Linked DNA regions of Mus musculus: region 1 is linked to region 2. The links are chromatin loops, found by intact Hi-C in ENCODE. Cell type or tissue: heart. All regions are shown on one strand. Links, peaks and the distances in the headings refer to the core of each region. The heading gives the core; the rest is flanking DNA.

The links. Peaks named below come from ENCODE experiments on the same cell type or tissue, not always from the same donor. Only the 100,000 strongest peaks of a DNase experiment are listed, where the experiment ranks them.
Region 1: it touches region 2 in a loop (3-fold over the local background); 2 of 42 quality-filtered maps call a loop at or near these places.

Annotation. Positions count from the first base shown.
Region 1 is chr1:55,191,642-55,194,548 of GRCm38, reverse strand. Rftn2 (raftlin family member 2) reads left to right here. Exons shown (of 9, transcript NM_028713.1): 7 at 202-305. Among named protein-coding and RNA genes, the nearest start is that of Gm51743, 8.9 kb to the left of the region's middle. In heart, for the core only: a CTCF peak has its summit at 1,553 (motif pointing left); a DNase peak (open chromatin) is centred at 1,018; H3K4me3 peaks cover 478 bases; H3K27ac peaks cover 1,613 bases.
Region 2 is chr1:55,361,628-55,364,534 of GRCm38, reverse strand. It overlaps Boll (boule homolog, RNA binding protein), which reads left to right and starts at 782. Exons shown (of 11, transcript NM_001368767.1): 1 at 782-1,236. The coding sequence starts at 1,216. In heart, for the core only: CTCF peaks have their summits at 903 and 1,128 (motif pointing right); DNase peaks (open chromatin) are centred at 714 and 1,124; H3K4me3 peaks cover 1,482 bases; H3K27ac peaks cover 920 bases; H3K27me3 peaks cover 2,292 bases.

The DNA.
Region 1 (2,907 bases), core at 325-2,824, 170 kb after region 2:
CACTCACTTGGTTTTAAGAAGGCAACAGTTGCAGAAAGTGACATTTTGGGGGCCCCATGGGCTCCATGACACTGTTCCACTGGACACAGGCCCCCCCCCACACACACACACACTACAACACTCATCAGCCCCTCATCCTCGCTACTGTGTGGCCAGCTGTCTTTGCTATTAGACTGTAAGCTCTTTTGCTTATTCACACAGGGCTGTGAAATTAAAACAGATTACGGCCCCCTGCTGCACACCCTGGCTGAGTTTGGATGGCTTCTGACAAGCGTGTTGCCTACCCCGATATTGAGACATGACAGGTAATGCCCGTGCATCCACCTGCACAGCTCATTCTACAACCTGCTCATTTGTGAGTAAATTAACCAATGCTGACTTAAGCCTACGAGAAATGCTTCTAGTGTGGTTTCATGGGATTTGGAGGTCAGCAGGTCCAGAGGGTGGGTCCCTGTCATTGGTATTGTCCCAAGGGCCTCAAATACACAGACATTTGAGAAATCTGCAGGGGCTTCTGAAAAACAAGAGTTCTCTGTCTGAGCCCTGGGTCTACACACACCGGTCGACACACCCCTCCTCAACAGCCTGTGTGTCTGTGCCTTCAAATCACTTTCTGGTTGTTCTGCTTGTGTTTGAGTCAAGGTCTCTCTCTCTCTCTCTCTCTCTCTCTCTCTCTCTCTCTCTCTCTCTGTAGCTCTGGCTATCCTGGAACTTACTTTGTAGAGCAGGCTGGCCTTGAACTCACAGCTATCCACCTGCCTCTGTGTCCTGAATGCTGGGATTAAAAGTGTCTGCCACCCCCATGTCCATTTTCTCCATCTCTTTGATGTTCTCCTAGGTGCACTTGGCCTGATACAGCTAGGCACAGACCTTCCGAAGTGTGGAAACCCTGAGTCTCTCCTTCCTCTTCCCCTGAGGAAAAGTATACTCCTTCCTTGCCATTCATTTGGGGATCCCAGCTGGGCTCACTTCTAAGTATTTCCCACAGTGCTCTGAATGAATGGGCAGGACATCTGGCAGCCAGCCCACTTCTGCTGAGCTCCAGTGGTATTTCCTGTATCCGGTCAGGACCAGTTTAGGAATGACAGGACTAAGCCTAAGGCTGGAACTAAAATATATTGTGATCCCAAGGATACCTTGAAGTGGGAGTAGGCTGAAACATGAAGCCAGACTCTGGCATTTTGTGCCCAAACTGCATGAGATCCTACCCTGCAACCAGTGCTCTGAAGACTCCCTCCAAACGCTGTATGAGGAGTAGCTATAAGGTTGCTCTAAGACAAAGAGAGGGAGAACGGTGCCAAAACTTTACCATCATACAGATTTCTCCTGCACCCAGATCCTATGGGCACTATGGAACCATGGAAGTGTTCCTCCTACCGTCTGAGAGGACTTATCTTTATATGCTATCAGAATGGCAAGGGGCTCATGGCTCACTAAATATGCATTGGGATGGCCCAGTGGTTATGAGTCCTGCTACTCTTCCAGAGGGCCCAGGTTTGAATCCTAGTTTCCATATGGTGGCTCAGTTTCAGAGGATCTGACGCCCTCTTCTGGCCTCCCCAGGTACTGCATTCATGCAGTATATTTACCTTGCAGACAAAACACCCGTACACAAAAAATAATTTTTAAATCTTTAACTTGCTAAGGGATTTTAAAGGTAAGTTTTAGGACAGTGTTAGAGAATAATACTGTGTGTATCCCAAGTGTATAGGTGTCAAATGTGTCTAGCAACCCTTGGACCAGCTTCACAGTGGTTCTAAAATATATTCAGTTCTGGAGACTATATGCTAGGGAAAGGGGGAGGGGGCTTCTTTGCTTCTATCCAGTTTCTTATTATTTAATGTTTTATAATAAACTGACACTCTCCAGAGTGTCAAAGAAAAAGTCTATCTACCAGTGAAAAACATCTGTGGCGTGCGTCTGATGCTGAAGTCATTTACAAGAGAGAGAGTCGTGTTTACATTTCATGTGGTGCAAACACATAGCCAGGAGCTTGCATTCTGGCTGGGGCCAGCCAAGCTCATGAATTCAGTAATTTAATACAGTAATTAAGCAACGAGGAACTTTAGTCCATAGGTTCCAAGGAAGTATTAAAGAAAAAAGATATTATGACTATAAAAATTAAGCTTGATGCTCTAGTCCTGAGGAGATCAAAGAGCAGCTTCACTGTTCAGTAAATCCTTTCCCAGGAGTCTGCTGCTGCGGCTGCTGCTGGGCAGAAGAGAGTAGGAAACGTTCCCGAGCAGCAGCCGCCCTGTGCGGGAAGGCAGACAATAGCTCCTCTCAGATGCCGGGAGCTTTGGATAACTTGTTTATTTTGTTCCTTGGGTCCTTCTGAGTTGTCACTGTGACAGGACGCCCAGGAAGGTGACTTAAAGGACAGACTTGCTCTGACTCCTCATCACTGCTCTGGTGTGAAGGCAGAAAGAACACTGCTCACCAGCAAGCCACGCCCTCCTTCCTCCAGCTATGCCCCTCCTCCCTGAGAACCCATTCAGCCATGAACTTATAAGTTGAGGGAGTTAGAACCCATAAGATCCAGTCAGTCTCTGCTGGACCACCACCTGGAGAAGCGTCACATATGAGCCTTTTCGGGAGAGACTTCATATCCAAGACACAACAAATATAAAACGAAGATGAAGTGTAATGCTGTTCACTGGTCAGGAGGATTTTTGAGAAAAATCCTCACCTGAACACATTTGGCTAATAAGTGAGGGGACTCTTTGATATACTAATATATGTGTTATAATATAATTATAATTATATAATAAATAAGAACTATTATCTGGGGATCTAACCCTTTAGCAGAACCAAATTCCTAAGAGGATGAAATCAGTTGTCCAATCAGGATAGGATGGCCTGTTCCAAATCAAAAGGTTCCAGAAGAGATAAGGTAGACAGTGCCCT
Region 2 (2,907 bases), core at 184-2,683:
ATGTAACTTTTTACAGTTGCTGATACTGATCTGATGGCTTAAAGCCCTTAAAAGCCAGCCCATTGAGATGAAGAATCGGGGTTGCAGAGCGCTAGGGTTAAAGCTACAGCTTTAGACTTTGACCCAAGTATTTAGCCACCTATTTACAGTAGAAATGACCATAAAGCACTGCACCGGAAACAAGATATGTGTATGATGGATAGTTGCTTATAATAATGACAGTCCTTATTACATGAATTTATCTAACAGAAATTACATACTACTTAAGAGAGAAGGTAGGCTCTCAGGCACTTTTTAAAAAGTCCTTGCAAAGGAGTCTTTGAACGGAGTTCCCAAAGCTATGGGGCCAAGTCTAATGAAGCTGGTTCCCTTCCCTTAGGCTCTCTCCTACTTTTATTTTATTTGCTTGTTTGTTCTTTTATGGGAGAGTGGGGGTGGGAGGGAGAGAGGGAGGGAGGGAGGGAGGGAGGGAGGGAGGGAGGGAGGGAGGGAGACAAGGTCTCACTGTGTAGCCCTTAAACTAACTATCCTTGAACTCGGTATATAGACCAAGCTGACCCTGAACTCAGAAATCCTCCTACTCTGCCTCCCAAGTGCTGAGATGAAATATGCATTATTAGCCAGGAGCGCAGGGCAGCTAGCCTACCAGGGGCCTGAACTGCGCTGCCCCGCCCTCCCTGGCAGGGATGAGTGACAGCGACAGCGACAGGTGCTGAGAGCAGAGGCGTCCGCTGCTTCTGTGTGTGGCGCCCGGAAGGGGGAGCAGAGTTTGCACGTGGGAACTTGTCTTCCTGTCTTCGAGCCAGCTTTCGGAAGTCCCCAGAGGCCACTCTCTGTAGTAGACCCTAGAGGTCGGCCCTCCAGGGCAGGGAAGGCTCGCCGCTCTTGCCTTCCGCGGCGCGTTCCCCTCCGCTCGCAGTGCTCGCGTCCGTCCGTCCAGCCGTCCGTCCTGCCGCCGCTGGCAGTCGCGGTGCGCGCCGTCCGTGCCGCCGCCCCGGCGGCCCCGGGACTTGCGCACAGCGCCACCGCCACCGCCGCCGCGCAGCCCGCCTCCCCCGCCCCCACAGGGCAGCTCGCCCGGCTCGGAGACTGCGCCACTGCAGCCGCCGCCGTCGCCGCCAGGGGGAGCGAGTCCCCGACGGGAGACGCGCCGGCTCGCTTCCTGCGAACGCGCCTTCCAACTTGAGCTTCCCGCGAACTCCGGAGATTAGAAAGATGGAGACCGAGTCCCGGGCGGTGAGTGCTGAGGGCCGGCCGGACTCTGCGCGGCCCGGCTTCGGACGGGCTGGAAAGAGTGGACTTTGGAGTCGAAAGCCTTGCTGTGGGGTTGGGAAGGAACGCGCCGCGGGAGGGCAGCGGGCAGCCCCGCTGAGGAGAGCGGCCCCTCGGGCTGTGTGAGAAGGGGCGCTGGGGGTGGGGGAGGCGGCGCTGGCCCTCGGTGGGGCGGACGGGCAGCTCGGGGGAAACGGCCATCGGCCAAACATGCCTAGCGAGCGGCCGCCCTCAAGTGTTCCCGCCCGGACGGCGGCGCCCTCGACGGCTCGCCCTTTTCAGGACACGTTCTCGCGGGCACGAGTTGCGCGGCCGTCGTCGACGCCCCGACCCGGGGCAAGGCCTGAGCCCGGGAAGGCCTGAGCTACGCGCGCTGCCCTGTCAGGCCTGGGCCCGGCTGGGGCCTAGGGGCCCCCACCGCCCCCGCCCTCCCAGTGCAGCCTGGTAACGTGCCGCGCCCCGCCCCGTGCCCGGCCGCCAGCCAATCAGCATGCGCCCACGCAAGGCCGCGGCCCCGCCTTGCACGAGGCGGCCAGCGCGTGGTAGGTGCCGTTGAGGGTTCCCGCCACCGCTGCTGGCGGGTTTGCCTGACAAAATTTCTCGCTGGCTGGCCTTCTTTTCCCTCCCGCACTTTGGTGGGGAGGGGGGAGACCCTCGTGTCGGTGTCCCGGTCCACGATGACCCGAGAGAACCCGAGGACGTTGTCAATCCGGCCATTTGCCCCATCGCCTCAGCCTGCTGGCCTCCGAGGGGAAGGAGCACCGAGGCGGTGACTGCGACGGTTAGCCCACCTCTTCCTTTGTCTTTGCAAAGATGATCCATCTCGAGGTCGAGGTTAAGCCTCAGAGGAGACGGCACTAGGGCCATGTTACCTTGGAAGAGCATCTTAAGAAACTCGTTGGTGGTCGAGCTTTACGGGGAAGCAGAGGGTCCAGACTAAGGATCCTGGAGCAGGCAGCCTCCTAGCTCCATGCTTTCAAATGGTTGACAGTGGGAGGTTCCCTCTCCTCAAATTCAGTGCTAACCTCGAAGGAACTTGATGTTACCTCTGTCAGAGCCTTGTTGCCTCTAACCATAAAATGGGTTCTAGAATGTTACTGATACTTCGGTCCTTACCCAAATGTTGACCAAGTACCAAGCAGGTCTCTCCTGAAACCTGGTTTATACAGTCAACAGATAGATAGGCACTGAACACTTGCTATGCGATGTTTCTGTTTTGCATGTCGCAGTGAGTTAAAAAAAAAATAGGCAAGCATCCTGTCTTCATGAATATTACAGCATAGTAATATATTACAGGTATATATGTGGTATCTTAGAAAATAAGAAAGAAAGCCATAACATCCACACTGGAGCCTTAAAAACAGGGACTGAAGTGATTTGGTTGTTTTAAAATCATTTTCTCAGTGTTTGAGGTCTCTTCACTTGGGACTGATTTCATCCACCTCTCACAGGAAAATGGAGTCTTCTTACTTAAACTTGAAAACAAACTAGTACTTCCATTGAACTCCTTTGTTTTTACAGAATTTTGTGAAGACATCATTATTTAACAAATTCTATACTAGAAATAAATTGGCACTGATATTGATATGTTCAGCCTTCTAAATTAGAAGTATAAACATAATGGATATATACCAA